4 separate regions of the Mus musculus genome follow, and all the other regions are linked to region 4. The links are chromatin loops, found by intact Hi-C in ENCODE. Cell type or tissue: heart. All regions are shown on one strand. Region 1 overlaps Mical3 (microtubule associated monooxygenase, calponin and LIM domain containing 3). Region 2 overlaps Mical3 (microtubule associated monooxygenase, calponin and LIM domain containing 3). Region 3 overlaps Bid (BH3 interacting domain death agonist). Region 4 holds the start of Pex26 (peroxisomal biogenesis factor 26).

Region 1 (8,000 bases), 210 kb after region 4:
AAGCCTCAACCCTTACATTCTTATTCATCCCCAAGATCTAAATAACTTTTAAAGCCCCACAGTCTTTACATATTCTTAAATTTTCAGTCTCTTTAAAATATTCATCTCTTTTAAAATCCAAAGTCTTTTTACAATTAAAAGTCTCTTAACTGTGGGTTCCACTAAAACAGTTTCTTCCTTCAAGAGGGAAAATATCAGGGCATAGTCACAATCAAAAGCAAAAGTCAATCTCCAACCATCCAATGTCTGGGATCCAACTTACGATCTTCTGGGCTCCTCCAAGGGCTTGGGTCACTTCTCCAGCCATGCCCTTTGTAGCACACGCGTCATCCTCTAGGCTCCAGATGCCTGTACTTCACTGCTGCTGCTGCTCTTGGTGGTCATCTCATGGTACTGGCATCTCCAAAACACTGCATGACCCCTTCAGTCCTGGGCCATCAATTGCAACTGAGGCTGCACTTTCACCAATGGCCTTCCATGGCCTCTCACAGTGCCGAGCCTCAGCTGCTTTGCGTGACCCCTTCATGCCTTCAAAACCAGTACCACCTGGGTGACCCTTACATATTACCAAGTCCCGCTGCAGCAGGAGTACAACCTTGGCCATCTCTGGAACACAGCCTCTTTGTGCTTTCAGAAAACACTTCCCAAAAGATGTCACCTCAATGATGCTGGTCTCTTCTTAATCACCGCTAATTTCTTAGCTCCAGCTAACCAGCATCAATAGTCCCAGTAATGCAAGGTTTTTGCTTTGGTAGTTCTGGTATCTTGTTAATCACAGCTGATTCTTCAGCCCCAGCTAACCAGAACTACAGAATCTTCACAATCAAAACAGCAATGGCCCTGAAAAGAGTCTTTAATTTTCCCTCTGAAATTTCACAAACCAGACCTCCATCTTCTGCAGTATTCTCAACATTATCTTCCAAGCTCCTACACAACATCTGACAGAGCTTTTAACAATGGATGGATCTTCAAGCCCAAAGTTCCAAAGTCCTTCCACAGTCCTCCCCAAAACATGGTCAGGTTGTCACAGGAATACCCCACTCTGCTGGTACCAATTTGTCTTAGTCAGGGTTTCTATTCCTGCACAAACATCATGACCAAGAAGCAAGTTGGGGAGGAAAGGGTTTATTCGGCTTACACTTCCATGCTGCTGTTCATCACCGAAGGAAGTCAGGACTGGAACTCAAGCAGGTCAGGGAGCAGGAGCTGATGCAGAGGCCATGGAGGGATGTTCTTTACTGGCTTGCCTCCCCTGACTTGCTCAGCCTGCTCTCTTATAGAACCCAAGACTACCAGCCCAGAGATGGTCCCACCCACAAGGGGCCTTTCCCCCTTGATCACTAATTGAGAAAATGCCTGACAGTTGTATCTCATGGAGGCATTTCCTCAACTGAAGCTCCTTTCTCTGTGATAACCCCAGCTGTGTCAAGTTGACACAGAACTAGCCAATACAGGTACTTTCTCTAGCTCCTCCTTTGGGGTCCCAGTGTTCCATCCTATAGATGACTGTGAGCATCCACTTCTGTATTTGCCAGGCACTGGCATAGCCTTACAAGAGACAGCTAACCTAGGGTCTGCATAGGTATTGTACATGTGTGTCTGTCTTTCTGTCCCATTAGTGGGTTCCTTCTTGTCCCTTCCCTGGCTGGGGAAGGGCAGCCTGACCTCCCTCTCCCTTGCTTTGTTTGGGATCTGCTACCTGCGACCGACCGTGGCTCTGAACCTTACTGCTATCATTCCTTCACTCAAGCTGGGTGCTTTCTTTCTCTCAGCAGTTCTGAGTCGGAGATGGAGGAGGAGGAAGAGGAAGATGACGAAGATGATCATCTCCCCACCTCTGACCTGGGCGGGGTTCCCTGGAAGGAGGCAGTCAGGATCCATGCCCTTCTGAAGGGAAGGAGTGAAGAGGAGCTGGAAGCCTCCAAGAACTTCGAGCCCGAGGAAGAAGAAGAGGAGGAGGAATACGAAGAAGAGGATGAAGAGTATGAGGAGGAGGAAGAGGAGGAATCCAGTGAAGGTCAGAACCATCTCCTCTGGTCCCGACCCGTCGTACCTCCCCTCCCCCCTTCAGCTCTTGCCAGCGTGAATATAAGGTCTCACAGACACTAGAGTCTGCATGCTGCCCTCAAGACCTGAGGTTTTCTGGCCCTCGTTCACCCCGACCTTAGGTAGAACAGAGGCAGATGCAGTGATGGCAAGCTGAACCAAAAATGTCCCTTGTGTACATTGGGTCTTTTTTTTTTAATTTTTATTAATTTTTTTAACTTACTCACTTTACATCCTGCTTACTGCTCTCCTCCTGGTCACCGCCTTCCACACACACACACACACACACACACACACACACACACACTGGTATTTTTAACCTGGAAGTGGAAGGCGGGGCTCATCTGAGGACTCTGTCCAAATTAAGTTCCTTTTACTTTTTCATTTTATCCTTTTCCCCTTCAGCTTCTGATAGAACTTTACTCTAGTAAAGACAGAGGAGGTTGGCTCCTTCCAGGAGTCTCCCTGGTGCACGGTGGCAGGAGGCTGCCATCTTAAGTGCTCACTAGACCAGCACCAGCCACAACTGTCAGTAACATTTGGGGCCTGAAGAACGCTCATTGAGTTTCCAGCCATTCTGGCCACTTGTAAACCTCCTCTTGCCTTGGGCAAGCGTCTGACTGAGACCTGAAGACATGAGGAACTTGGCTGTGTAAGAATATCACTCTTTCCCTGGCTGCAGAGGGCCCATGGGTAGGAAGGAGGGAGCCAGGGCTGGTAGAGATCCGGCTCCCCGAGGAGAGCCATGGCCACTTCCAAGGGACATGGAGCCAAAGGGGGTACACACCCTTGTTCTTGCAGCCCCACATCAGAGTTCCGGGTTAAATTCCAGACAGCACGGGCACAGAGAACTAGCTCACTGTGGCAGCATTGCTTGTCCCTGGGCTCTGTGGATTTGCTGCCATGGACTGTCCCAGTCTGCTCAGGGTCAGAACCCTTTGTGGTGTTGACAGCCTCCCCAGAGTGCATCCTCTCTCACCCTCCTGCTCTGACTCCTCCGAAGGCCAAAGTGGACTCTAGGCAGACTCACTGAGTTTCATGAGACAGGAAGAGGGAACGTGCTGGAAAGGCTGGCGTTGGCCAGAGCATGGTTTGTCTGTTGTGTCCCGTCTGCAGAACCATGCTGGCTTAGAGTTCCCATGTGTTCACACTCACCAGGGCGAGTCCGTCCCCTTCATAGCTCCCTCGGGGAAACATAGTTTGTCTGTTCCACGTGATGGTACTTAGCCGCTTTTAGCCCTAACACAACCCTGGGAGAGTCTGCCCACCTTCCCTTCTTGAAGACTTCACTTGCCAATCTGGGAATTTCCCCACACACTCAGCCAAGTCCTAGATGTTCCCTTGTCCCCAGCCTGCAGCACATATTTGGGGCTGCAGACCTGGATGCCTGTGTGGACGAGTGGCAGGACACACTTGCATGCAGCCGGGATAACTTTGCTCTTTCTTTTCTTTCTTCCCTCCGTTCCCTTCTCTACCTGTCCCTCTGTGGGATTCTTGGTGCTGTCTGTGGGTGTCTGGCTCCCCCTGCTGTAGAAGGGGAGTACTGCCCCTGGGACAGAGAACTCCTACAAGGCCAGTGGCTCCAGCATCTCTCAAAGGAAGAAGAAATGGGTACATGTGAAGGTACCCGCTTTGCCTCCTGCCCATCTCCACCCCGGCTCCCCAGCAGCCACCTAAAATATGCCTCCAAGAGCAGGCCCCACGTGGAAGGTCTTTTTCGTAAAGCTGTTCTCAAAGGCTCTGGGCATACCTGGGCACGTGTCCCTGACCCGGCCTCCCTAGACAAAGCACAGACTAGCATGTGAGTTAGCAGATCCCCAGAAGACAGAGAACAAGGTTTTTAGAATGTGACCACACCTGTGTCCCTGTAGCTTTCGCTCTGAGTTCCCTTTATCCAGTTAAACCTCACTGCCTAGCTACAGCTCTTCAGTCTCACCCCAGGGTCTCTGTGCTGCCAATGGTTCCCATTCACACCACACACACACATATACACACCATGTACATACACAGCACACATACAACACACATACACAACCACACAACACACACATATAGCACACATACCCACCCACACCACATACATACACAGCACACACACAACACACACATGACACACATACACATAACACACACACAACATAAACACATAGCATATGTACACATACACAGCACACACATATATACTACACACACACACCACATACATACACAGCACACATACAACATAAACACACACCACACATACATACACCACACAGAGAGACACACACCACACATACATACTACACATACACACTTCACACCATATACACACCACAGATACACACACCCCACAAGTCTGCAAGTGTTGGCAAAAGGCAGAGCTGTGCTCAGAGAAAAGACGGAACTCTTCCTTCTGTGGCTTAGAAGCCAAAGAAAGGAACAGCCTTTCTCTCTGAGCCTCACCCTCCGGGCTCCTGACACATCTGAGCTGTCAGTCCGTTTGCTGTTATTCAGCCCTGGACAGCACAATCTGGGCAGTCTGTCTTTGAGGATGGACTGTGAATCCATATTGATCAGTAAGAGAGTCTGTGGGGCCGCCGCTCCACATCATGGAACAGGTTAACCTCCACATCAGAGAATTCACTTTGCTTTTGTGCCAGCCACGCCATGCCACATCTTCATTAGGTTAAGTCATAGAGCTGCCCTGGTAGTGACAGGTGAGTCTAGTTAAGGGCGTCAAGGGGAGGACAGACAGACACTCCCAGATGGGAGCTGGCTTCAGCCTGAAGCCACAGAGTCCTTCAGGTCAGTGGCACCTGCTCTTACTGCCGAAATAGCTGCCCTTTCTTCCTCAGTGCCCACACCCACGCTCCGTAGTCACTGGCTGTCCCGCTATCTTAACCCTACTGTGTGGCATGACCCAAGCAAGCACTAATGAGAGGGTCCTTCGGGGCAGGGGCTGCATGTGACTTCCACCTGCTCTGGCAGCAAGGGTGAATGCAGGGGGCGCTGCTGGGATTTTCTATAGCTGAGAGGCAGATCTCATGCCCGGAGGGGTCAGAAGGGCTTCAGATGCAGCCTGCAAGGAAGGAAGGGCTTGACCCACATTAGGGAAGAAGCTTTGGCCTCACTCCTGCCTGAATACTGGAGTTCCAGACCTCACAGGACAGATCTCTGCTTCGTCTTCTAGCTGCTGTCCTCACCCTCCACGCTGACCACGTTCCCTGTGTCGGAACCCCCGCCACCATGCCAGCATGCAGCATGAGCTCTCTGGCCAAAGGGCTTTCCCTCCCCAGCAGCGGCTTTACTGCAGAGGGTAAAAATGAAAGTTCCGGCAGAGCACACATCTGTCCTGGTTAGTTGGCTGGCTCCCTGCAGAGCCGTGCACCATCCGAGCCTACCTGTGACTGACAGGAAGGGTGTTCTCGGGAGCTCGTGCTGTGCTAGGTAACAGCCATATCCTGGGCCCTGGAGTGATGGTCCTATAAGGTGAGGGTCGTCCACCCTGTTCCGCCCTGGGCAGTGTGGGCCTCAGATCCATGAGGGAAAGGAAAAATTCCTTCTGCATTTGGAGGAGTGTGGATTTCATTGTACTAAGAAATGTTTATGCAAAGCTCAAAATTACTAAATCAAACCTAATCAACAGAAGGTGTGTGTACATGCATGTGTGTGCGGGTGTGCATCTGTGTGGGTATGCATGTGTGTATGTGTGCGTGTGTGCTTGCGTGTGTGTGCAAACATGCATGTTCTCAATTTTTACCTCTTTCTTATTCACACTGGTCCTGGCAAACGCTGTAACTCTTTCGTTTCCTGTGCTGTCTCCTCCCTCTTTCCCTTGACTGTTCGCTGTTCCTTCCTGTCCTCCCTCTATCCTCCTTCCTGGGGACCTGGCCCCCTAGCCGGGAACAAGAGGCTGCAGCAGATCATAACCGCAGCGGATCCCTTGGCGATCCAGGCTGATGTGCACTGGACACACATCCGTGAGAGAGAGGCAGAGGAGAGGATGCTCCCAACCTCTGAGTCCTCCACTTCTAGAGGTAACTGCTTGGAGCCCCAGAGTCGGGTGTGTGTCCTGAGCCCCCATTCCTGGCCCTTCCCATGGCTGCAGAGGCCCTGTCTGCAGAGGGACCACTGTCCTTGCCTGTCATTCAAGAATATGTAAAGTTCTCTGAGTTCTGAATTCTAAGGCTCTGTCTCTCATGAGGAAGAACAGGAGTGTGAACCTGACTCAGAAGACCTAGAATTTGCTGTCCCCTGCATTTCTCAGCTGGGCACTCTTTATCCGTCTTCAGTGTGTTGGCAGAGTGGGTGTTGCATGAGTGCATGTGAGGACGAGGGAGGGGAGTGTATTTGGAGTCACAGTCAGGAGGGGCACACTGCGTGTCTGGCGGTCATCATCTCATCATCTCGTGGGCTATGTCAAGTCCTGGGCAGAGTGGCCTGTGTTTCCCACTAAGGTGCACATGGACTTTATTCTGGCTCCCTTCTTATTTGTTTGTTTAAAACAGGGTCTCACTGTGTAGCCCTGGCTGGCCTAGAACTTGCTATATAGACCAAGCTGGCCTCAGATTCACAAAGACCTGCCCTTTTCTGCCTACTGAGTACTGGGATTAAAGGTGTGCACTGACATGCCTGGCCTTCTTCGTCGTCTTCTTCTTCTTCTTCTTCTTCTTCTTCTTCTTCTTCTTCTTCTTCTTCTTCTTCTTCTTCTTCTTCTTTTTTTAATAATTTCTGTCTGTCTTTCCTTCTTCCTTTTTTATGTTTTTAGACAAGCTCACTAAGCTAGCCAGGCTGACCTTGAACTCAAGCTCTGCCTCCAGAGCCATGGACCTAACAGATTACCCGCCATACCCTAGCTCTGGCTTCTCCTAAGGAGTAACAATAAAATGAGAGCAAAGCCCATTTAGAGGTGTGGTGGTCATGTGTCATTCTCCTTGACCCCTGTCTTCCATGTAGGGACTCTTGGTGGCATCACCTTCTCTGGCTGGGGTGATGCCTCCCAGGGCTCTGCGGCTATAGAAAATCACTTCTGGTCATGGATGGGAAGACTTGGGGTTTTGTGTGGTGTCTTATTCCTCTAGGACATCAAGGTGGCCCGCAAGATGGGGACAAGGACAACTCAGCAGCCCTAGCCAGAGCTGCCCTCTCTCAAGTTCTCTTTTCTCCTTGTCCCAAATACCTGTCACAGAGGCCAACATTGGAACACACGCGAGAGAGCGTGCGCGCACACACACACACACACCCTGTGTTAGTACCTGTCTTAGTCAGGGTTTCTATTCCTGCACAAACATCATGACCAAGAAGCAAGTTGGGGAGGAAAGGGTTTATTCGGCTTACACTTCCATGCTGCTGTTCATCACCAAAGGAAGTCAGGACTGGAACTCAAGCAGGTCAGGGAGCAGGAGCTGATGCAGAGGCCATGGAGGGATGTTCTTTACTGGCTTGCCTCACCTGGCTTGCTCAGCCTGCTTTCTTATAGAACCAAGACTACCAGCCCTGAGATGGTCCCACCCACAAGGGGCCTTTCCCCCTTGATCACTAATTGAGAAAATGCCTTACAATTGCATCTCATGGAGGCATTTCCTCAACTGAAGCTCCTTTCTCTGTGATAACTCCAGCTGTGTCAAGTTGACACAAAACTAGCCAGTACAATTGACCCCTTGTCAACTTGACACACAAAAACATCACTAGTAAGCCTCAACCCTTACAATCTTATTCATCCCCATTCTAAATAACTTTAAAAGTCCCACAGTCTTTACATATTCTTAAATTTTCAATCTCTTTAAAATATCCATCTCTTTTAAAATTCAAAGTCTTTTTACAATTAAAAGTCTCTTAACTGTGGGCTCCACTAAAACAGTTTCTTCCTTCAAGAGGGAAAATATCAGGGCACAGTCACAATCAAAAGCAAAAGTCAATCTCCAACTGTCCAATGTCTGGGATCCAACTCACAATCTTCTGGGCTCCTCCAA
Region 2 (8,000 bases), 170 kb after region 4:
CAGAGCATTACACCAAGGTTTCCCCAGTTCTTCGGTTACCTAGGCCACCTTTGTTTGAGGCTCTGGTCCAAGATGAAAAACAAGAGACTTGATAAATCACCCTGAACACAGAGTTAGGTGCTATGGAGGGTGGTCAAGGAAGGGGCCTCTTGGGATGCTTTGCACATATGTAAATGTTCCTCATCTCTGCCAGGAACAGTCTCCACCCAGGCCCTGTTTCAATCATGTTCTTTCTGTTTGTGTCTGTTGGTGTAAAAGCGACGGGAAAAGGAGCGCTCTCGGACCTGCCCCAAAAAAGTGATCACTCTCTCTCCTACCCCTACTCCACCTTCCTGCCGGGCGTGCAGTGGCCAGCAGGTGACCCTCTGCATGTTCTATGTCCTGTCTGTCCTACCACCTACACTATGAATGTAGGGATCAGCTCAGTAGCCACTCTTTTCAGGGATAAGTTTTTAAAAGATGACTTGTAGCAAAAAAAAAAAAAAAAAAGAAAAAGAAAAGGAAAAAAAAAACAACCTTCGTTGTTACAAGCGAACAGTTCCTATCGGGACCCCAGATGAGAGCCCTGTGTATTCAAATCCTGCATGTTCTGTTCTAGCCCCTATCATGGGAGGACAGCCGTACACCAAAGCATAAACTATATTCATCTCAGATCCAACATCCGTAAGGTCCAAGAGGCACACATTTTTGTAGGACCTCACTTAGAGTAGCCCTGTTTCTTTTGCTGCCTGATGTACTATAGTTAAGATGTGCACAAGAGACAAGAGAGCTTCGTGTGGCCTCCCTGCATGGGGTTGGCTCCTCCTGATACTGACAGCCTGCTCTCTGGCTTATACAGTTTCTTCTAACCAACCCAGCCACCCATTCACGCTCCAAGCAGATGGTTAAAGCATTTGAAAGCCACCAGATACTTGTGGCTGTTGACCGCACAATCTCACATTCAGGGTGGACACACCTATACCGTATGCACACAGAATGGCTTGCTGACCTTTGAGCTGAAACCCTATAAAATAAATTTTAAAAAGCCACTTCTGAGGGCAGGATCTGTGACAGGATATTTTCATAACGAAGGTAGCCTACCTCAAAAGTAACCACTAACGACGCATCTGGTTTTCCAGGCCTTCCTCCTCCCGCCCCTGGGCCTAAGAACTGAGCCGTGCTAGCCTCTGTGACTGCCCAGTGCCTCCTCTTAATAAGGGCTCACAGCCGGGCGTGGCGCACAGCTTTAATCCCAGCACTCGGGAGGCAGAGGCAGGCGGATTTCTGAGTTCGAGGCCAGCCTGGTCTACAGAGTGAGTTCCAGGACAGTCAGGGTTACACAGAGAAACCCTGTCTCAAAAACAAACAAACAAACAAACAAACAAACAAAAAGGGCTCACAGTTTGAGCATTTGTTCTGCTCCTCAGTCACTCAGTCAGTCCCCACAGTAACTGTGGGGCAGGTCCCACCACCATCTCCAATTTGCACTCTGAGGTGTAGGGTGGAGAGGCCAAGGAGTTATGCAAGAGGACAGGTGAGCAATGTCCTGGAACCGAGCGGGAGCCAGAGGCTGGTGCTGGGCTCATGCTGCCTGTGGCAGTGTGGCATCGGCACTGGATGAGGTCAGACCCCAGACACTAGCATCCACTTCCCAAGGATGGACATCTCAAGTTACCTTGAGTGGACAGTGTGGTCCTCCTGTCCCCACAGTTGCCACCTCAGCTCACTGAGGCAGCCTTGTGCCTGTCCTAAGATTTCCCATGATCCTCTGCATTAACTGAGAGTGCCACCAGGCTCCACATACCTCTCCCCTCAGTAACCCGAGCCCCGCTCCCCTGTTCCTATTCAAGGCCTGCTCCCCACTCCAGAGTCTCCTCTGCGCTCTGTAAAGGTCCTTTGCTCATCCGGTGTCCTCTCCCCACCTTTCTTGCTGTGGAAAGCTTCCCTGCCAACCCTCCTCCCCTGAGCCTTTCACTGCACGCCTCCAATCTTATACCACTGTGCGAAACACACATCGTTCCACCTTTGTACTAACCACAGTGCTTGGCCTGTGTAGGGAGCCTCATTAGAGGCAGGTGGGCAGAAAATTGTCGCAGATCATGGAATTTGGTACCGGTGGGATTGTGGACAGCTGGTTAGGGAAGTCTCAGGCTGGGGGATATATATAAATGTGAACCCTGAATTCTTGCCTAAATCTCCCACTGTTACCGAGCTGGTCGGGATGGAGCTTAAGTTTTTATCTTGTTGCCAACAGATGTACAGGACTCTTCATGCTGACAGCCGTGGCAAGCAGGATCCCCACCTCAAGAGGGTAAAAGCATGAGCCTGTGGCACGGGGTGCTGAGAGCCCACCTTTGGGGCACGCTGTGTGGTGGGGCAGAGGGAAGGGAGCGTGGAGAAGAGCCCCTTCTCCTAGCTTTCTGCACACTTGTCACCCAGCCAAGAGCCAGAACTCTTTGCTAACAGCGTTGTCCCGCACGGTAGCATTCACGGCAGAGTGTCCATCTGCAAAGCATTCAGACTGGATGCTAACCCTGGTGCTTTCATTGTTGCAGTGGGCCGTAGAGACTTCCCATTTGTGTTCCTCTATCCCATGCCAAGACCTTATCACCTCTTCCCCTAGGGTAGCCAAAGGGCATTGGTCATCGGGGAGGAGTGGAAGAGCGGAGCCTCGGGACAGACAGGCAGTGGATGTGTCAGCCTCAGCTCCTGAAATAAAAGTACTAAGAAGAACTGAGGCTCTCGGGGGAAGAAGTCAGATAGGAAGATCAGGAAACGCAGCCCGAGGCAGGATGGGTACATAATGAAAAGCTATAGCTGATCTTTTCTAAAAAAAAAAACACAGGGATGTCTAAAATGAACTATCGTTCCATTTTTTTTTTCATTCAATGAATGTGGTGATGAAGCCCCTAGCCTACTTATTTTGTGAGGCTTTTTGCATTGTTCCCGTCCTTCCGGATCTGCACTGAGCTGATGTCTCGCAAGTTCTGGTGATTTCACAGCCGCCTCCCTCCTGCCTTTGCTCTCTGAGACCCGCACTGAGGACCAGGCAGCAAGCGGGGACACATCTCGAGACCACCAGGAAATAGGCAGCAGCACCATCTTCCCTTCCCTTGAAGGAAACTACCAGCAGGACGGGTTTAAGAGGGGAGGCTGGCCTCTGCCCCTCCCTGTCACCCGCTCTGCTGTACTGCCGCCTGGTGGGAAGTCGGTGTCCACAGCCTCTTCCTTCTTTCCAGGTCCTCCCATAGCAGAGAACAGGGTAGTGTCCTGTGTCCTGAAGCTTGCATACTTAATAAGGTTGATGGTTTTTAATAAGCAACATCTGAAAAGGGAGTGAGGAAGTTCATTGAGTGAAAGGAAGCTTGGCAGGAAACTGAGGTCCGGGACACCGGTGCCCAGCGGGGAGAGTAGGTCCCCAACAGGCACAGGATGTGCCTAAACAACACTGTCATGGGGGGACTTTTGTTTTTCCCGGACGTTGGTGTGTATAGATCCTCAGTGTGGGGCTCAGGCTAGATACCGGGGGCACCACTTCTGTTCTTTTCCAGGACTTCTCCCCGACTCCATAGCCCTGCCCATGCACACCCTCACTCTCTGTAGCTCTCCTTCACTCAGTCCCCGCACGCACTGTGACTGCTCCACATTCCAGGTGGTCAGTCGTCTCTATACTATACTCAGGGCCCAGAAGCTGTCAGACACTTGGGGCAGAGGATAGGGAAGGCTCAGATACCTGCCACGCTGCCTTATCACTGCTGTGACACTGAAATGTCAACTAAAGGGACGCAGTGGCTGTCCTTGGAGCTTGGGCAGCACCCCTATCCCTCCCACCTTGTAAAGATTGTATCCAGCATGTGGCGGGAAAACTTAAGGCTGTCTGTTATCTCATTCCCCTCTGGATCAGAGGTGCTGGCTCCCATAGCCAGCACTGAGGAAGATCCTACCCACTGTTGCTGCACCAGCTGAGGCCAGTGTCAGGAAGACAAGGGGCATTTATATCAGTCCCTGGACCGTGCCCTCCGTTTATCTGGCTCCTCTGCAAGCAGAACACCCATCCTGAACACCTAGTGCAGATAGAGCTTCCCAGAGCTCTAGCATTAGGTGGAGAAGGCCTTGGGCACTGTCCACAGGACAAGGGCACGCCCTGAACCCTGGCAGAGGACAGTGAGGGTCCCAACCCTGCCCTTCACTCTGTCAGGAGAGAACTAGCATGACTGGAGATGTCTCTGCCAAGGGAAAATCCCCGCGCAGGTCAGTGAGGGCTCTGTGAGAAGCTGGTGTTACCCACCTAGGGTGAACCCAGTAGGAACACCAAGCCAAGGTGCCCCGAGGCTTCACAGGTGCTCCCAGCTCCCGAGATGTGCTCCAGAGCCAGCATTGGGCAAGCGCGGGAAGCAGATGGGAGCTCTAGATGAAGCTCACTCGATTCTGGAAATAGGAAGACCTGCTTCTCTATTTACCATGTACATTCTACAGCTGAACAGTAAAGCCGTCTGAAACTCGGATTTCCTATCATGACTTCTAACATGTACTGTGCTCTTTTTCTCTGCCTTGTATTTTATAGCCAGAGCCTGAGCCTTCACGTCGATTTTTTGTTGACCAGTGGGAGCTCTCCCTTAGCCTCCGCTCCTCCACCCGCCCTGCCTCTCCCTCCTCTGACTCCCTCCGACAGGTAGCATGGCCTGGACTGAACAAAACCATGTTCTGCAGCCTCTGCTCGCTCCACTTTCTACAGGTGTCACCCACCTAAGGGAGCCTAGGTCTCTGCCTTTGCCTGGCTCCTCAGAAGCTCTGTGTGTGTGAGAGAGCTGCCACAGACACCCATGTTAAAGAGGCTGCCCGCTGCCTTTGAGTGTTTCACACGTCACAGCCTGTCAGAGCGAACCCGCTGTTAAGCTGTGCCCGATACTGATAGCATTTTTCAATCTTTGACCGAAGACTGCGTTTTCTTAATCACGTGCGTGCTACAGAATTTGAACCATGCCGTCACTAACTCTCCTAGTAAAATAGTGAGCACACAGCACTCCTGGTGTTTCTTGTAATCCTGTGTGGAATGAACCCTGCTTTATCCCGGGTGGCTCCGATCCAGTTCCGAGGAGTTTGTTAGGGATCGGAGAGTCAGCTGCCTTTGCCTCTGCTTCGTATTCTTAGGCAGTGTGTATATGTGTAGAAGCACTCGCATGCGTGTGGCGTACAGTGGGGTGAGCCCAGCGATTCCTACACTTTGACCCTTCTGGGAGTGGGAAGAAGAAAGCCAGCTGCTTTTCATGCCAGAAACAAACAGAACTTGACTCCATCCCTCTTGGAGTGGGGGGTGGGGTGCTTGTCCAAGTTGCTACATCACAAGAACTGAATGACAAATGCCCCTGCGCATGCAGTCCCAGGCCATGGCTCCTGAGATAGTCCCTGGTTACGAGAGAAGGATCCTGATGCACACAGTGGGGCAAGGGCTGCCGTGTGCTGGGCACTTTGTCATCTGCTCCACAGAGTGAAGAAAAGGTGACTTTCAGATCCTATGAGGGCATCTCTCACAGGAGAGCTTGGGTCTCATTTCTGCTCTCCTCTTTCCTGTGCCTGCCTGTCCCAGGCGTATGCGTCTCAAAGGCCCTGTTACTAATGGACATGATATGTGGGGTTAATGGCAGGTGAGGCCAGCCAATCCTAGGGCATCTCTTTTTTTTTTTAAGATTTATTTATTGTTATATGTAAGTATACTGTAGCTGTCTTCAGACACCCCAGAAGAGGTCATCAGATCTCATTATGGGTGGTTATGAGCCACCATGTGGTTGCTGGGATTTGAACTCAGGACCTTCGGGAGAGCAGTCAGTGCTCTTAACCGCTGAGCCATATCTCCAGGCCCCCCTAGGGCATCTCTTTAGTTGAGCTGGAAAATGGTATTGATTGCTCAGTTCCCAGCCAGGCCTTAGCTGAGCCTAGAGAGACATGTTCTCAAGGGTGAGCGTTCCCAGACTTACAGAGTTGGCCCCACAAAAGCTGGGCATGCTGCAGTTTGGACCAGCTGCCCATTTACACGTGGCATTACAGGTTTGTCCCTTGAAGCCACTTACTAGGGGTTGATGTCATCTCTGGGATAACTGTACCTGCTGTAATTCTGCATTAGTGACAACCTCTCCCACGTGGCTGAGAGCCTCCCTAACTTCCTACCATGAGAGGTGTAGCATACACTGTCTCCACTCAGAGTCCTGCCTATCACATCTCTAAACAACTGCCCACCGACTTGACTGTCGTCCCAGGACAGGATCCAAGCTAGGCCACAGGGTGTCAGACCCCTGTGAGCAGGGCGGCTTACCATGCAGACATGGGCTCTCTCCTGTTTGTTTCTTCAGCGTTTCCAAAAGGGAGATTGCACTAGTTTGATCTGTGTGCATTGGGGAAGAGGATTAGACTGTCTCACTGTATAGTCCAGGCTAGCCTTGAGCTCATAGCAATTCTCCTGCCACAGCCCTCTGAGTGCTAAGATTACAAATGTATGCCACTACACTCGGCTTTGGATTTTGACTTCTTTTGTTGTTCATCTCTAAAAACAATTCTTCCAGGGCCAGAACCCTTCTGATGTCCTGGGGCAAAATGGTCAGCTTTGTTCAGGTGTAGTTTGTGATTTGGTGTCCCACCTAGTCTGGGAGAGATCCAGCCTCCACAACCACCACCCACCCCTCCCTGCCGCCGCCTGATGTGCACAGGGCAGGGAGGTAGGGGGGCGGGGGGAGGGGGTAAGCACATGGGACATCAATATCTGCAAGAAGCAAGAATCTGCCTGGTTTTGTTCTTAGCCTGAGGCGGTCAGCTTATTCGCAGAGCACCCTAGACCCTCTCCTAGCTCTTGACCCTGTAGCCACCTGCCTGGAGTTGACCCTCAGACTCTCTGAGCACCCAGGATGCAGACCTCTCCTTCTCTTCCATGTTTGTTTCCATTCTGTCTTCTACCTCCCTGTCCCCAGAACTGGACTCTCAGAAAAACATGAAGGACCAAGTTCTTCCCTGTGGAAGATTGGCTCCACTGCTGCTGCTCATGTGTGTGCTGACCACCGCGGCGTGGAGCCTGGCACAGTGTGGCGTGCACTCACCGCCCAGTTTCTGCTTGTGGGCACTGTGTTGGCATGGTTTGCGGTTGCACTGCGTATTCGTTTTACACCCCTCAAAGATTGTTTTTCCTGTCGGTCATCTCCTTAATTTACTTTTTTTTTCCTTCTCATTTCCCTTCATCTTGACCATTGTGTAATCTCCAACCAATAGAAGTATATAAAGATGTACACAGGCGGAGTGAGCTCATTGGCTGAGCAGATAGCCAATCAGCTTCAAAGGAAAGAGCAACCCAAAACCCTTCTAGACAAGAAGGAACTGGTAAGAGATATTCCAGGGGCACTGTCTCTAGTCATGGCATTATGGCGAGCGACCCTCACTTGCTCCGAGGGTCTTACTGATTTCTGTAGCCACCTGGATTGCCACCTGGTAGCTTTCTTGAGTTGGTCTCAATTTTGATGATTGAATTTCTAGAACTGTGGTAGATATTTAGGATATTCTGTGGAAAAGCACTTTCCTCTTTAAAGATGATCCATCCAGTATTCAGAGGATGCGCACACATGAACACTAAGTGTATGTATATTTTACCCCCACCCTCTCCAAACAAAACTCCAGCAGAATAGTTGGTTTGATTGTTACGAAGTTCCGAAAGCTTGGATCTTTTCTCAGGAGCATCTCGCGGTTGTTGAGTATCACGGGTTTAGACCCTGGTTTGTACTCAGGGTCCTCAGGAGGAGATTGTGAAGCGAGGCTACTCTCAGAGCTGTTCTCGGGAAAGCCACACAGAGCATTTGTTGTCATTTAAAACCTGTGGTCTGCGTCCATGGGACCAGAGTCGTCCTCACCCACAGACGGCTTGTGTGGCCGCTCGAGAGGCCACAGAGTCTGATATGCTCCTCTACCCAACCCCCCACAGGGCTCCATAAAGAAAGAGTTCCCGCAGAACTTGGGGGGCAGCGACACGTGCTATTTCTGCCAAA
Region 3 (8,000 bases), 280 kb after region 4:
GACTCTGAGGTTAGATTCTGGTATCTTTTCATTTTGTTCATCCTGGGTGTCCCCGTTAAGCAACCTGACCCCTCAGTTGTCAGGTCTGGCAAGGTGTACCTCAGATAATCCAACAGAGTTCATCTCCACTGGCACCTGATAGGGACTTAGTACAGAATGGGGAAGGGGGACGTCCTTCCAGAAGGACGGAACGGCGTGACTGTCAGCTTGGTAGACATAGCAAGGGCGGCACAAAGGCGGGACAGAAAAGATCTGGAAGGTTCCCTTTTGCCCCAGTCAGGGGCTGAGCTGGGCTCGGGCAATAGTGCTTTCTAGCCTCCCAGTATCTCCTGCTGTCCTGCAGGGCCTCTTGAGAGTGGGCCCCTCCTGGACAACGGTAGACTTGCTGCTGTCCCCTTCTTCTACCTTGGAGCAGGAAAGCTGAGGCACAGAAGAAAGTGAAATGCTGACATTTTCTCTTACATCTTGGCATTTGACATCCTTGCCCCACATCAGAACTTGTATCTTATTGTAGATGTTTCTGACTTTATGACAACTGTTATGCACACAGTTGAGGGACATTAAGTGAAGCAGGTTTTGCTACTACGTTTTTTTGTACTACAGGGACTCATGGAACAGGCGTTGCTGAGTGCTCCTCCTTTTTTTTGTTTTTTGTTTTTTTCGAGACAGGATTTCTCTGTATAGCCCTGGCTGTCCTGGAACTCACTGTGTAGACCAGGCTGGCTTCGAACTCAGAAATCCGCCTGCCTCTGCCTCTGCCTCCCGAGTGCTGGGATTAAAGGCGTGCGCCACCACGCCTGGCGCTAAGTGCTCCTTCATAGTGCTCCTACCCAGGGCTGCTTTTGTACACACCATAGAACTGGCAGAGAGGCCGGTGAGCAAGACCCTCCCTGCTGCCTCTGATAGTGCACATGTCCCCCTGAAAGGCACAGGCAGAGTCGGACCTGGGTCCCTGCTTCCTAGAGTTTATCAGGCATCCTGTGTCTGCTCATGAGGGAGTGAGGGGAAAGAGGAACCGCTTGCTGCTAGGAGCACAGCCCGTACAGTCAGGCTCAGCCCTGAACGGAAACATGGATGGAACTGAAGTAATGACATTTGCCTGCCACCCCAGTGTCCCTGAGACCTTCCCTCGAAGCAGCTTCCCCAGTGGGTGTCTTCAGGAGGGGATCTGTAGAAGGTGGCTCGATAGCCCCTTGGTGTCTTCTGTTTGGCAAGCACACCACAGCCTGTTTCTCTGCCCCTGGGCCTCTCACTAGGGCATTTAGATCCTCCGAGTTATTGGTTGTCACAGGCCATTGTGACTCGGGTCCAACTGTGCTCTGACCCAGGCTCCCGTGAGCCTTCCTGACTCCCCTTCCACCTTAGGTCAGCAACGGTTCCGGCCTGGGGGCCGAGCACATCACAGACCTGCTGGTGTTCGGCTTTCTCCAAAGCTCTGGCTGTACTCGCCAAGAGCTGGAGGTGCTGGGTCGGGAACTGCCTGTGCAAGCTTACTGGGAGGCAGACCTCGAAGACGAGCTGCAGACAGATGGCAGCCAGGCCAGCCGCTCCTTCAACCAAGGAAGAATAGAGCCAGGTAGGTCCTGGCCTTGTCCACCTCATCCCAAATGTAGCCTTTACTGACCCCCAAAAGCTACAAGGGCTTTTGGAGCTCAGTCTCTAACCTTACATTGTCAGGCTGGTGTGTGTGTGCATGTCATGTGACTCCTGTCTTATGATCTGCATGTGACTGCCCCCAGTAATGTCCAGTTCATATGACATCGCCTGTATCAGGACAACTAATTAGAAAGTTCTTCCTTCTGATGAGTCCTGAGTTCTCTTCAGGTCTGGACCTGAGGATCCTCTCTGGACCAATATTTAAAACATGGTTTTTAAAACATATGTCCCAAACAGTTATAGTACAGCCAAAGTATGGAAATTGATTGTCTAGTTTAGGCTTCATTGCTGTGAAAAGACACCATGACCAAGGCAACTGTTTTTTGAGGGGGAGGGGGCTTCGAGACAGGGTGTCTCTGTGTAGCCCTGGCTATCCTGGAACTCACTCTGTAGACCAGGCTGGCCTCGAACTCAGAGATCCGCCTGCCTCTGCCTCCCATGTGCTGGCTAGGTTTTTTATTTTATTATTTTTTTTTATTTCTTAGTTCTTTCCTGCAACTATCAAGTCATTCAGAAAAGAGGAGTCAAGAGAGGGGATGAGGTACATTTGAAATAAAAAACTATAATGATGATTGGTCCTGCTTCTGCCTCCCTAGTGCTGGGATTAAAGGTGTGCGCCACCACGCCCAGCCCAAGGCAATTCTTATAAAGGACAAATTGGGTTGAGGCTGGCTTACAAGTTCAGAAGGTCAGTCCATTAACATCATGGCAGGAAGCATGGCAGCGTCCAGGTAGGATGGTGCTGGAGGAAGAGCTGAGAGCTCTGCATCTTGATCCAGCTGTCATCTTCCGGGCTGCTAGGAGGAGGGTCTGAAAGCCCACACCCACACTTCTTCCAACAAGGACACACTTCCTATCAGTGCCACTATCTGGGCCAAGCATGTTCAAGCCACCATGCTGGTCAAGATGTTATAACCCAGAAGTGCCATCAGCTTCAGCTTGTGGAGTTTTGGAAAGTAGCAAGGCAGAGTCCTTCGTCCTGCCATTCAGATCTGGGAGGTCTGGGACATTGCTAGTCTGGTCATGGCTGCCAGGTAAGCATCCTTCAATAGCCACACAGCACCTCATTTGTGTAGGCTAGCTGAACTTTCAATCCAGTGAAAACTCCTGCCGTTAGAGTCATTTTGCCTCCTAAATGAAACTTTAACATATGTGACTTGCTATTACCTAAAGAGATGACCGAGTATTGAAGTATCCTGACCCTCATTTCCAGATAAGGAAACTGAGGCACAGCAGAGAAATGGCTGACCTCAGATCAAACTGCCCATGCAGCAGGAGCAAGGCTCAACCAAGCTGCTCCTTCATCAGTGCAGTCACCTCCTGCTAAGCCTGTGTCACTCGGCTGCTCCTAGCCTTCACCTGTCCCCTGTCCCCTGTCCCCATGCTGTGTTTACAGCAACTGAGGAGACCTCCCTAAAGGCTGAGGTGCAGCGAGTGCTCAGAGCGCTGTGGGCAGCATGCAGGTGGGCATCACTGAGAAGTTCTTCAGAGTGTACAGGCCTGGCTCGGGCTCTGCTCCTCCAGCACGTTCTGGAGCTGCATGATTTTTTTTAAAATGCTTGTCTGTCTGTCTGTCTGTCTGTCTGAGTATGGGGTATGCACATGCCCTAGCATATGTATGGAGTCAGAGCTGGCTGTTTTCCTTCCACCATGTGTGTCCTGGGATCAAACTCAGGTCAGGATACTTCAGGACTCTAAGCACTGCTGCCCCCGATCTTGGACACAGAGGCTTCACTGCCCTCTAGTGGTTGCAAGGGAGACCAGCAGCTAGTTTGGCTTCCCTACCCCCCTCTGGCTAGTTTATTTCTTTTGAGACAGGGCCTTACCCTGCCTAGCCTGAAATTTGTTGTGTTGACCAGGCTAATCATGAACTCCCAGAACTCTGCCTGCTTCTGCCAAATGTGGTTCATTTTTCAAATGCCCTGAAGTGGTATCTTGAGTAGGCTGGGATGTGACAGGTATTCTCTACAAGCTGGGTTTTACCATAGCCTTGTCTCCGAAGCCCACCAGTGAGCCAGCCAGCCAGGCCAAAACTGAAGAGAAGCGCCAGGCAGTCCAGGAAAGGCTCAGGAAGTTCAGGGCAGCGGGAGGAGGCTCTGGCTGTGCGCAGGTGTCTGTCACTCTGTGCCATACCCGCTTCTTTCTGCATCAGTCCATGCCAGACTTCAAAGCCTGGCTTAAGTCACGAGACTGGGGATGACGAGGCTTTGCAGACGATCGATCGGCTGCAGATTGGGAGCAGGGCAAAGTAGTGGCTTCAGCAAGCCAGTGAGCAGCTGAGTCTGCCTAGAACACTCGGCGAGTAGTGGATTTAAATCACAGGGAACCGGAAGCCATGCAGTTACTGTCACCTAAGCAGAAGCAGTGAGCACCAGAGAGGCCTTGAGGAGAGCAATGTGGTGACCATGTGACAGGCATGGACTGAGGGAGGGCCTGGAGTACCGCTGAATGCTGAAGCAGTTGCCCACTGCATTAAAGCAGCAGTGACACAGGCAGGACACAGGACAGGAGCACCCCCAACCCCCCAGCCCCCGCAGCAGCAAGCATATAATCTGGGACAGGCCTGCTTCTCCAGCCAGGTTCTGCTACCCAGGCCTTCCCTGCACCCGGGGAGGGGCGGCACTCATGGTCCTCACTAGGGCAGGTGCGGAGGTAGGAAGTGGCCTGAAGCTGTTGACAGAACCATTGCTGAGTCTTGTATTTGTTGCCTAAACAGATTCTGAAAGTCAGGAAGAAATCATCCACAACATTGCCAGACATCTCGCCCAAATAGGCGATGAGATGGACCACAACATCCAGCCCACACTGGTGAGACAGCTAGCCGCACAGTTCATGAATGGCAGCCTGTCGGAGGAAGTAAGTATGACTCTGGTCTGGGAGCCCCTCTTATGGGACATTTCGGAAGTGTGGGACATTTTTCCTTGTCGAACCAGTCTTTCCCAGGAAGTAAACCCTGTCCTTGACTGCCCGTCAGCATGGTCTCTCCAAAGAATTTAGTCAGAGTACAGAGCTTAGGAGTCAGGCCTCCAGGAAGATCCCTGAAGTACCTGATCTGTACAGATACTCAGTCTTCTCTTGTGGCGAACTCCATGTCGTTCCCCCAGGGTGAGCATCTGCTGGGCTGTGTGGTTAGAATCAGCACATGGAAACCGATACAAGTCCACCTCTTGCTGGGTATACGGTGAAGGACCCAAAGCTCGTTCCTCAGCACCGGGTCCTTCCTAAAGCAGAGGTGGAGGGGTGGTGGGGAGAGGGGAGAGAGAGAAACCAAACCCCGGGGCTGTGAAGTACCTGCCCAAGGAAGAAGATTCTGTTCTTAGGACTTCCAGCAGCTGAAATCGTGGCTGCCCTCACCATCTAGATTCATTGTGCCTACATACAGCCTGTCTTTGCTGGCACTCTCTCTACCTGCCACTCTCCAGTGGCTGTCAAAGACACACACATTTGTCAACAGCCTTGGGCTCCTCCTATGGGGTAGATTCTTTAATGTGAGCCACAGAACCTGAAGCTCACTTTCCACCCCACCTTGTTTTTTTGTTTTTTGTTTTTTTGTTTTTTTTTTGAGGCAGGGTTTCTCTGTATAGCCCTGGCTGTCCTGGAACTCACTTTGTAGACCAGGCTGGCCTTGAACTCAGAAATCCGCCTGCCTCTGCCTCCCAAGTGCTGGGATTAAAGGCCTGCACTCCCCTCCCCATTTTTTAAAGAGTTAACGTTACCTGTTTCTGCGTGCACCTCATGTGTGAGTACATGAGCATGCTTGCAGGTACATGCATTGCCATCAGATCCCCTGGAGCTGAAGTTTCAGGCCATTGTGAGCTGTTGCCTATAGGTGCTGGGAACTGAACGGGCTCCTCTGGCAGAGCAGTACATGCTCTTCAGGTCCAGGGGTCCAGTATCTTCCTTTCCTGCCTGAAGGGAAGATAACATGTAGCCCCTAAAGCTAAGCTCACAGTAACATGAGCCTAAGATGTGCTCGTGTCCAGCCAATTCTGTAAGCATCTGAGTGCAGGGAAGAGCTCAGACGCCCATATGTCAGTAGTGTGTACAGGCTACTCACTAACCATGCACTGGTGAGTCTCCACGTCCCTCTCTGGTCTGTGGAGAGTGAATCCTCTATCATTTCCTCCACCCAACGTTCTTAGCTATTTAACCACCACTCCCCTCTGAAAGGCTGCTTCCTCCTTTGGCCTGATTTGGTCTCTCTGAAGGAAGAGCATCAGTAAACTGTCTTCTTTAATGTACAGGACAAAAGGAACTGCCTGGCCAAAGCCCTTGATGAGGTGAAGACAGCCTTCCCCAGAGACATGGAGAACGACAAGGCCATGCTGATAATGACCATGCTGTTGGCCAAAAAAGTGGCCAGTCACGCACCATCTTTGCTCCGTGATGTCTTCCACACGACTGTCAACTTTATTAACCAGAACCTATTCTCCTATGTGAGGAACTTGGTTAGAAACGTAAGAGCCAGCAGTGACACCAGCCCCTGCCTGCTTGCCTACCCTATTCTAATGCAGCAGAGCCTCTGCTGAAGCCCCTCTGGCCTGCTCTCCCTTTTGACCACCCGCAGACTGAGAGAGGCAAGGCTGTTTCACACCACTGATGGGAACCGAGCAAGCTGGGGGGACGTGGAGTGTTTAGGAAGATGACTAAGGGCTCAGCCCCCTAAGTGTGTGTGGTGTGCACATGGAAGCCAGAGGCCATTATTGGGTGCCTTTTTATCTCGCTCTACCTATCTTTGTGAGGTAGGGTTGGTTCTCCGTGAAGTCAGAACTTGCCGGTTAGGCTAAACTAGCAAACCCTGGGCTTCCACTGCCTGCCTTCCCTTCCCTCACTGGGGTACCAGTTGTTTAATGTGTATTGATGCTCTACCTGAATGTGTGCCTGTGGACCATGTGTGCCTGATGCCTGGATAGCCAGGAGGGTGCTGCATCATCTGGGATTGAGTTGCAAGTGGTTGTGAGCTGCCATATGGGTGCCAGGAATCTGAACTCGGTTCTTCAGGCCTCTGTAGCTCTTACTGAGCCATCTGCACAGCCCCAGGTATTATGAGTAATCAGAAAGTGACTACACTTATTTGTGTGCGCATGTTGCTGTGGGAGCATGTGTGCTGCAGCATAGTCGGTCAGGACGACTCTGAGGTCCCAGGGATTGCACTCAGCTCATCAGGCTTGGCACTGTAAGCCATGGCCCATGACTTAGATTCTTTCGAAGGGCGCTTCCCGAGGATGGAGAGAGAAACTGATAGGAGTAATAAATGAGTTAAGTGAGAATCGCTGTCAAGCTCTCCAGTAAGCCTGAGGACGGGCCCATTGCTAGGGTAGCCCTGAGTTTCTATTGCGCATGCTCAGGAAGTGGTTACACGGAGCTAAGCCCAAGGTCAGTCTACTGAGACTGCTGGAAAATGACCACGTGTTCTTAGAGTCTTGTGCTCTGGTTACACAAACCCAAGTGGGAGCTGGATGGAGATACCTAACCTGCACTAGGATTTTACAATGTTTGGGATTTTAGAACCTGTCAGAAACATTATCCGAGATTCTTTTGGGGGGAGGGGGTTTTTGTTTATTCTGGGTGAAGGCAGAGTCCACATTCCCAGATGGCAATGGAATGCAAGGCAATCCTCCTGCCTCAGCATCTGCAGGCATGCACCCCCACACCTGGGTGGGTGGAGCAGAGGACAGGTCTCTGTGTGCCAGGCAGGCACTGTTGACTGAGCAGCAGCCCAGTGCTTGTTTTCTAACGCACCGTATCCTCCAATGAGACTTACTCTGCTGCCTCTTTCTTAGGAGATGGACTGAGGAGCCCGCACAAGCCCGATGGTGACACTGCCTCCAGAGGAACCGCGACCATGGAAAGACCTTGGCCTGAAGACAGGTCCCAGAGAACAGCTGTCTCCCTATTTCCAGGTGGTGGGAACCCCAAGCTGGTGATTCACTGGACATCTCTGCGTTCAGCTTGAGTGTATCTGAAGAGTTTACGCCGGCTCCTGCATCCACACCATGTACCTTTGTCCTATCAGCTGTATGGGTTCCCACTTGGGAATGAAACTTAACAGCAGGCTGTAAGGCAGAAAAGCATCTTTGTAATGCCAAGTGACTGTTCCTGAGAGCCAGCTCTGGGCTGTCTTCACCATGTAGGTGGGCTTCTGTCTAAGGAGAACAGCATTAGGAGAGGTGCATCGGCCCATGAGCGTGAAGTCCACCCAGCCTAGTGGACACTGAAGTGCTCACAAGGCCTCCACCTGCCTTTGTAAAAGCCGAATGGCTGATCTCAAACCATGGGAAGCCCGACCGCCCCACCCCTCCTCACCCCAGCGTTTAGCTGTTTCAGGGGTCAGCTATTATCTC
Region 4 (8,000 bases):
AACAGAAGACCTGCACGGGGAACCCACGACGGTGGACACCTCCTCTCCACCCCTCTTAGCCACTACGACGCACGCGCACGCTGGAGCGAAGGATTCTGGGAGTTGTAGTCCTGGGCTCTTGGGTCTGTGAAGCTTCGGGGAACCTCTCGCGCCCAGAGACTGCCATCTTCCAGAGAGAACGCACTGGGTCGCCAGCTTTGGGGTGGAAAAGATGAGGAAGCTAAACCATTAGTGAAATGCCTTTGTCCTGAGAAATGTGATCCTTCCTTCGCTAACCGGAAGAGGACGAACGGAAGAAATTCCAGTTAGGAGGTGGAGCTACCTGCACCTTTATTATTAACCTCTGAAGGAGTCCGTTGAGAAGGGTCTGCTGGAAGCTTAGGGAAAAAAGAAAAAGAAAACTATGGAGCTGGCTATTTCCTCTTCCTGGGTTCGATGCTGCTATAAAGTGTGGCAGAATGGAAAGGCGCTTTCTGTCTGTTATTTCTTCATCTCTATGAGTTAAGGACTATTACTCTATTTACAGGTGACATAGGTCACACGACAAATAAGTCACAAAAACATTGTCAAACCAAAGAAAGCACTTTTTTTGGCTGAAAGGAGTGTCAGGGCAGAGGTAGATCTGATCTGTGCTTTGTATTAGGTAGGTGAACCATCAACACACAAGTGAGTTACATAAACTCCTGGATCCTGCATTGTTTATATAAATAAGGATGTCATAAAAACAAAGCCATGCACATGTCATGCAATTCTTCAAAACAGTACTGAACCAATGTAAGAACTGATGCTTTATAATATACAAAAAGTAAATACATTTAAATATGTATTTTTATGTGTTTATTTATATTGTTTGTGTTTCACAGGGCTTCTCTGTGTAGCCCTGGCTTTCCTGGAACTCACTCTGTAGACCAGGCTGGCCTTGAACTATGCCTCTGCCTCCCTAGTGCCGGGAATTAAAGGAGTGCAATACCACACCTGACTTCCTATTATATAATTTTACACAGACTCATAAATCACCAATTATCTGTGCTTCAGGCAGGATTTCCTATCTCTTCCACATTTATACTCAGTCTTCATGGTTTTACTTCGTCCAGTTCTCTACCTTCTGAACTCTCTCCCAAGTTTTCCTAGAATCCCTTGCTCCTTAGTGACTGGATAAGACAGCGAGGTGCTAGGCTAAGACCTGCTCACATCATATATGCCTTTCTTTTATCACTAACACCGACAGGACATGGCAGTCTTTAAATCTCTGCAGAAGGTCCTCACACAGCTGAGACAGAAATGTCAAGTCTGCTAAAGCCTGTGACTGTGTAAGGTGAAAGGGCCAGGATGTCACTTGTTTAAAAATATATATACTGTTTAATTCCCCCTCTCCCCCCCACTGGGGACTAGAGAGATGGCTCAGCAGCTAAGAGCATTTGTTTTTGCCAAGTACCTGGGTTCAATTCCCAACACCCACATAGCAGCTCACAACTATCTGTAACTCTAGATCCAGGGGATCCAGTGCTATGTCCACTCCAGTAGTGACTGGCTTGGCAGGCCTAAAAGCCTGGAAGCAGTCACAAGGCAAAGAGTTTCAAGGAAACTTAGCCTCCTGGAACCTTGGCATTCCCATAGCTAGAATGCCCCAGATTTGTCCCTGCAATATTGTGGAGGGTCTTGCATACTTTCTTACAGTATTTTACTGGATAAGAGTTAGAAATCTCAGGGCAAGCTTAGCAAAGTATACTTAGAATCTTCATTACAGCCAAGTTACTCTCATATGCAAGTATTTACCAAGGCCTAGGAAAAAGGGGGGTTGTGTTGTTGCATTATTCATGATAAGGTCTGCTAGAGCAGAACTCCCTGGTGCTAGCTTTCACAAGGCTCAAAGGAGTAGCACAAATTGTGACTAGGGTGTGAAATCCTTACCTGTCATTAGCTGACCCTAGGCAGGGCTGTTTTATCTTTACTGTAAACATTACCTGGTTCCTGTCAGTCCTTTGAAGTCATTCCTCTGTTTTGTGTCAAATACTTCAGTGTACTTTGCCTGTTGTGACACCCTACTCCTTTGTTTTCTGTATTATATTTTATAAGCCTTGTGAAAAATTACATCCAGATACAGCACTCCCTTGTGTATGTGTCTGTTTGTCAATTCTCCAATTCTCGCCAACTCCATGCCCACCTGCCAGAACCCCTGATTTCCCACGGATTGAGGGGGGCTGACTGAGCCTGGTCCATGGCATCTAATGCCCTCTTTCTGACCTCCTGGAGTACCAGGCTTGCGCATGGTACACATACATATATGTAGGCAAAACAGTCACACACATCAAATAAGATGAATCAATTCTCATATATATATATATACATACACACACACATACACATATTATTTTTATACACTCGTTTGTGTGCCACAGTGCACACGTGGAGGTCAAAGGACAGCAGACAGTTCTCTCCTTTTGTGTCTTGGAGACCAATCTCAGGTCAGGCTTGGTGGTAAGCCCCTTTACCCACTAAGTCATCTCACTGGCCCCAGAAATGCTTTTTGTTACTAGTAGATGGCAGACATTGTCCTAGACCCTGAGGGTCCCACAGAAATGAAGGACAAAGCCTTGGTGAGTTTTGGAAGGAAACAAACAACAAAAATAAGCAAATGCTTATTAATAAACAAGTACACATGCCTATAGATCCAGCTACTCCTGAGGGTGATATGGAAGATTACTTTAAGGCCAGGAATTGGAGACCAGCCTGGAAACACAAGAACATGTGTGTGTGTGTGTGTGTGTGTGTGTGTGTTTACATTATTCATGATAAGGTCTGCTAGAGCAGAACCCCCTGATGCTAGCTTTCACAAGGCTCAAAGGAGTAGCACAAATTGTGACTAGGGTGTGAAATCCTTACCTGTCATTACACACACACACACACACACACACACAAACACACACACACACACACATATTGAAGCCTGCTCCCCCAGCCATTTTGTTCCATGCCTGCCAGTTGTTTCATATTGTTACTGACACAGAAAAATAGCTTGACTCGGAGCAGGTCAATCTGACCATATAGCCTGTTATGTTTTGAGGTTTGTTAATTAATATTAAGAAATCCTAGAACCATAAGCTCCACTTTGGACCAATCAAAATAAAGGTCAGTTAGAACTGTTCTGACTAGCCAGCCAAAATAACTTGAGTCGGAGCTGAGCACCAGGCAGTGATTCCTGCACCTACACATGAGCTCATTGTGGGTTTTGCCTTTATAAACTGGCCGTGGGAAACATTCATGATCACAGTCAGCTCCTGAGTCTGGTCTGTGGCTCTGATCAATTTGTCCTGGTCAATAAACCATTCCCCTCTGACTGAGATTGATATATGCATTGCATGGGGTGACTCATGGACCCCAGCAATACATACATGCACACATATACACACATACACATGCACAAACACACATACATACATTTAAGCAAGTGAAATACATGCAACAGTGTTATTAGATGATAAAGACTAAGGAGAAAGAGAAGGGAGATGGGGAACCATGGAGAGACCAGCACAGTAGGTGTGTTTGCCTTTGTCTTCTAACAGGAAGGACAGGGACAGAACACAGAAAACATGGCCCTTTTGCTCTGCATTGGCCCTTGTTGTTGGGGGTCAGTATTTGGAGCCTCACATTTGGGATCAGTATGTTCTCTGCATCATTGCAAGAAGACCGTCTTCCTCCACAATATACTCTCTGCATCATTGTGAGGAGACCACCTTTCTCCACAGACAACGTTTGTTCTCCTGCAGCAAAGGCTCAAACAAAGCAGAGACCCTTGGAATGTGAGTTGCATAAATTGAGGCTGCAATTGCATAAATTGTCTTGTCATCTCTGCCTGCAGTTGAGCATTAAATGATAAAGATCGTCAGTAATAACATAATTACGGGATTGCAAAACACAACAGCTCATCGGTTTCTCAACCTGAGTTGTTGTTTAAAAAAAAAAAAAAAAAACTGTTTTATGTGGATGGGCTGCACATACACCCATGTTCCACACGCATGCCTGGTGCCTTACAGAGGCTGAAGGAACGGTGTCATATTGGTGTAACCATCTGTAACGGTGAACCCCCTTGTGGACTGGATCCACTAGAAGAGCAGCAAGTGCTATTAACCTCTGAGCCATCTCTCCTGTCCCCCAGACTGAACTTAAAAGTGTGCCCTGAAAAAAATCAGATGGGCAGGGATTGGGAGATGGCTCAGTAGGTGATCCGGTTGACGATCAGTTACAAGTAGGAGGACCTGAGCTTGGATTCTCGCCACCCACATTAAAAAAACAAACAAACAAATGGAAAAACAAGACTCAGCAGGACAAATCTGTAATCCTGGCATTGGAAGTGGAAACAGGAAGATCAGGATTTGTTGTCTGCCCAGGATAGATCTGTGAGCTCTGGTGAGACCAGTGAGAGACTGGATCTCAAAAATTATGTCAAAGAGCAAGAAAGAAAGATACTCAATGTCAGCCTCTGACCTGTGTGTGTGCACGTGGAGAGAGAGGGTGGAGGAGGGAGGGAGGGAGAGAAGGAGGGAGAGGAGGAGGGAGAGGAGGAGGAGGAGGAGGGAGAGGAGGAGGAAGGGAGAGAGAGAGAGGGAGAGGGGGAGGGGGAGAGGGAGAGGGAGAGGGAGAGGGAGAGCAATCAGAACTGAAAGAGAAGCAAAGATAGGTTACATAGACGGTGAGACTGCCACTGCACCCATGTGAAAATTCCTAACAAAGTCTTCGCTATTCCTCATTTGTCCAGCAGATGGCAGAACCACCTTAAATTTTTTTTTTCCTTGCCAGAAACAAATTTCTCTATTTAGCAGTACAGTGACCAGAATGAGGTCAGGCTATTTAAAGCAGGAGTGGGATGTGCTAAAACTCACATAAAAATAATATTGTGTCAATATGTGCTAAAACATCACAGAGGAAGAGGAACCCATTGTTTTGTACACATAGTGAAAACAAGCCTGTGCTTCATTTATTTGTCTCTCTCGATCATCAGCTATACACATGGGGCGTCATCGTGGTCTCTGTGTTCACACCTAGCCTTTGAAAATTATGCCCACAAACTGACTCAAAACACCACTTCTGTGACCCACCGTTCCCCTCTTCTGAGTACACGCAGAGTTTCTCAAGTGAAGACATATCAATCCTAAACAGAAGCCAATCTACTCTATGTATGTGAGAGTGAACATGTATGCCAGACTATATCTGGCCAGCCAGATTTCTCCCTGACTATATCAAGGGCCATTGACACAGAATGTTTGGCAAGTACCTACTTTCTCTGATTGGCTTATCCTTGAAATAAAGCTAGGAGTAGAAATGAGCATGGTTCTCCCAGTCAACAGGGCCTGGCCCCAGTTACTGTCTATAATGGTGGGATTATCTCATTGTGAGAAAATCCAGCAGAGAGAACGAGACACCAGCCTCCCCATCACAACCCAGCTCCTAGTGCCTGCCTGGGACTTGCCATTCTTCCTTCTGGGTGACACCTTCAGGGCACACAGCTCAGGGCACCTCTTCTCAGGCAGATGGAGGTTGGTACCTGCAGAATGGTGCCCTGCTATGGCAGAAGAAAAGGGGGACACTGGTTAAAAATCTCTGTTCTGTTTGTGATAAAGCTGGCTGACATCCACATAGCTACCCAACGTCCCCCTGCCTCAGTGATCTCTGAGGATGCGGATGGTAGCACCTGCCCCACGAAGAGAGAGCATCAAAGAGAGATTGGGATAGCCCACTGAACCTATAACTCTGACATCCTCCAGGCTAATGACTGGTGCCACACATTCAGGCTCAAATAAGGAATGAAATGTTCTTCACCTTCAGATTCTGGAATCTTCTCTGACTGTCTTAGTTAGGGTTTCTATTGCTGCAACAAAACACCATGACCAAAAGCAAGTTGGGGAGCAAAAGGTTTATTCAGCTTGTCCTTGTACATTGCTGTTCATCACCAAAGGAAGTCAGGACAGGAAATCAAACACGGTGGGAACCTGGAGGTAGGAGCTGATGCAGAAGCTATCGAGGGGTGGTCCTTATTGGCTTGCTTCACTTGGCTTGCTCAGCCTGCTTTCTTATAGATCCAGGACCACCCACCCAGAGTTGGCACCGCCCACAACAGGCTGGGTCCTCTCCAGTTGATCACTAATTGAGAAAATGCCTTACAGCTGGAGGCATTTCCTCATCTGAGGCTCTTACCTTTCTGATGACTTGTGTCAAGTTGACCCACAAAACCCTCCAGTCCAGTGACCTTACTTTTAGGGACAAGTTGTCCTTGAACTTGTTATGTGGCAAAGGATGATGACCTCAAACTTCTTCCCACCTGCCTTTGCTGAGGGCTAGGATTACAGGCACGCCACACCCAGTTTCTATAGTCATAGAGATTGAACCGGGTGCTTCACGCACACTAGGCAAGCAGTCTACACCCTGGATGAAACACATCCAACCCTAGACTGTGCAAGGTCAGAAATGCTGACACCTTTGGTCAGCCTGGCCTGTCTTGCTCCCTTCAAATTGGTTCCACATTCCAAGCCAATAAACTGTCTCCACAGCTGCTCTCTCAAAGCTGTTCCAGCCAACCCAAACCATAGGCCCTCAGTACAGGCTATCCGTGCCAAGGCTCCACGGGCAATAGATCCCAGTCTATGTGAACCTTTGGCCTGGTGCGAGCCAAATAGCTAAGTGTGAGCAAGGTGGGGAGAAGGCTTTCCCAAGATTTCGAGGGTGTGTCTCCTGGGCTCCAGACCTTCCAGGTATTTTTATGGTTCTTTGGTAAAGCTGAGGCTCAAGGTTCAGGGCAGAACTCCATGCTCCTGTTTTCTCCTCCCCATTTAAATGCAGAGGCAATTCCACAGTTGGAATGCTGCTGCAGAGTCCATTAACATAATGATGTCTCCGTTTATGTAGCACGAGATTGACTATCTATGGCTAGGTGCCCTTCAGAGTCCTGGAGACATTACTCATCTTTAATCATCCACATTATGACGTGGACCCTGGTATAGTTCTTATTTTGTAGATAAGGAAACTGAGGCCCCAGTCAGTGGCTTCTAGAGCTCAATAAGATGATAACAGAACACTGAAGATTTCAGGGTGAAGACCACAGGTGTCTGTAGATCAGAGAGGGAGATCTCCAATAACAGTTCCGTTAATTTCAAAGTTACAAGTTACTCAGCTAAGCTCCAGTCTCTCTGCAACCAAGGCAAGAGGAAAATCACCCACCCTGGGATTCTCCCACCACACCTCTAAAAGCCATCTTATCAGGGCTGGAGGGCGGGGAGGGGGGAACAAGTTGGGCCTGGACAGGACAGGAGCAAGGGCTTTGGGTGTTATAGTTCGAGGAAGTGCTAAGTACTGAGCGCTTCCTGAATGTGCTCAGGTGTACAGAGAGCCTTCCCAGCCCCCACATCTGTTCTCAGTGGGGGATGGGATCCACACAGACAGGCTGTCTCCCAGCACATACAGACCTGCCTGTGGAAAGTTCTCTGGGGAGAAGACTGCACGGGAGGCTCGACGCTGTCATCTCTTCCATTTTGTATCCTGCGGAGGAGCCTGTTTGCTCCTGGGCATCTGGCTCTAAGTAATACAGGCAATGGCGGCATATTACAGGCTGGCTCACCACACCCTTCACCTAATCCCTCGGGACAAAGGGTGATTATGGGGGCAATGTGAGCGTGTGGGCGAGTTCTGCGTCCTCGGCTCTGACAACCAAGATCCAAAGGGACCACAAAGAATAGAGGTAGAAAAACAGGAATCCCGTGTTACCATAGCAAACAAGGAAATGCATGTGTACACAGGCTCTGCCTGAAACCACCAAGTTATCACAGCCTAGGAAGCAAACAGGAGTGAGGGGGAAGGGCACCCCTGATCCAGGGCTGTCTTAGAAGGGCCCTGTTTCTCTGACTTTTCTGTCATTATGATCTTCTCCAGCTCCTCCTTGATCCCAGTGACAGCATTTTCCTTTCCTGGGGAAGCATTCTGCAGGCCAGATGGTAGCTCCAGGAAAACCT

What was found. Hi-C counts contacts between places; a loop is a spot of excess contacts. Peaks named below come from ENCODE experiments on the same cell type or tissue, not always from the same donor. Only the 100,000 strongest peaks of a DNase experiment are listed, where the experiment ranks them.
Region 1: it touches region 4 in a loop (9-fold over the local background); 32 of 42 quality-filtered maps call a loop at or near these places.
Region 2: a loop joins it to region 4, with 6 times the contacts of the local background. A loop is called at or near these places in 8 of 42 quality-filtered maps.
Region 3: it touches region 4 in a loop (8-fold over the local background); 19 of 42 quality-filtered maps call a loop at or near these places.

The regions. Positions count from the first base shown.
Region 1 is chr6:120,967,420-120,975,419 of GRCm38, reverse strand. Mical3 (microtubule associated monooxygenase, calponin and LIM domain containing 3) reads left to right here. Exons shown (of 32, transcript NM_001270475.1): 21 at 1,773-2,017; 22 at 5,928-6,065. The region is part of intron 1 of Gm43915 (predicted gene, 43915); the gene reads right to left. Among named protein-coding and RNA genes, the nearest start is that of Gm43915, 13 kb to the right of the region's middle. In heart, no CTCF peak of the experiment used is centred here; DNase peaks (open chromatin) are centred at 3,049, 3,309 and 3,579; H3K27ac peaks cover 835 bases.
Region 2 is chr6:121,009,118-121,017,117 of GRCm38, reverse strand. It overlaps Mical3 (microtubule associated monooxygenase, calponin and LIM domain containing 3), which reads left to right. Exons shown (of 32, transcript NM_001270475.1): 17 at 7,937-8,000. Among named protein-coding and RNA genes, the nearest start is that of Gm4651, 51 kb to the left of the region's middle. In heart, a CTCF peak has its summit at 3,184 (motif pointing left); DNase peaks (open chromatin) are centred at 2,577 and 3,177; H3K27ac peaks cover 1,043 bases.
Region 3 is chr6:120,893,732-120,901,731 of GRCm38, reverse strand. It overlaps Bid (BH3 interacting domain death agonist), which reads left to right. Exons shown (of 6, transcript NM_007544.4): 2 at 1-9; 3 at 1,366-1,576; 4 at 4,373-4,512; 5 at 5,901-6,113; 6 at 7,440-8,000. The coding sequence ends at 7,451. Among named protein-coding and RNA genes, the nearest start is that of Bid, 19 kb to the left of the region's middle. In heart, a CTCF peak has its summit at 3,417 (motif pointing left); a DNase peak (open chromatin) is centred at 3,401.
Region 4 is chr6:121,175,940-121,183,939 of GRCm38, reverse strand. It overlaps Pex26 (peroxisomal biogenesis factor 26), which reads right to left and starts at 273. Exons shown (of 5, transcript NM_028730.6): 1 at 1-273. In heart, a CTCF peak has its summit at 4,759 (motif pointing right); a DNase peak (open chromatin) is centred at 89; H3K4me3 peaks cover 737 bases; H3K27ac peaks cover 2,071 bases.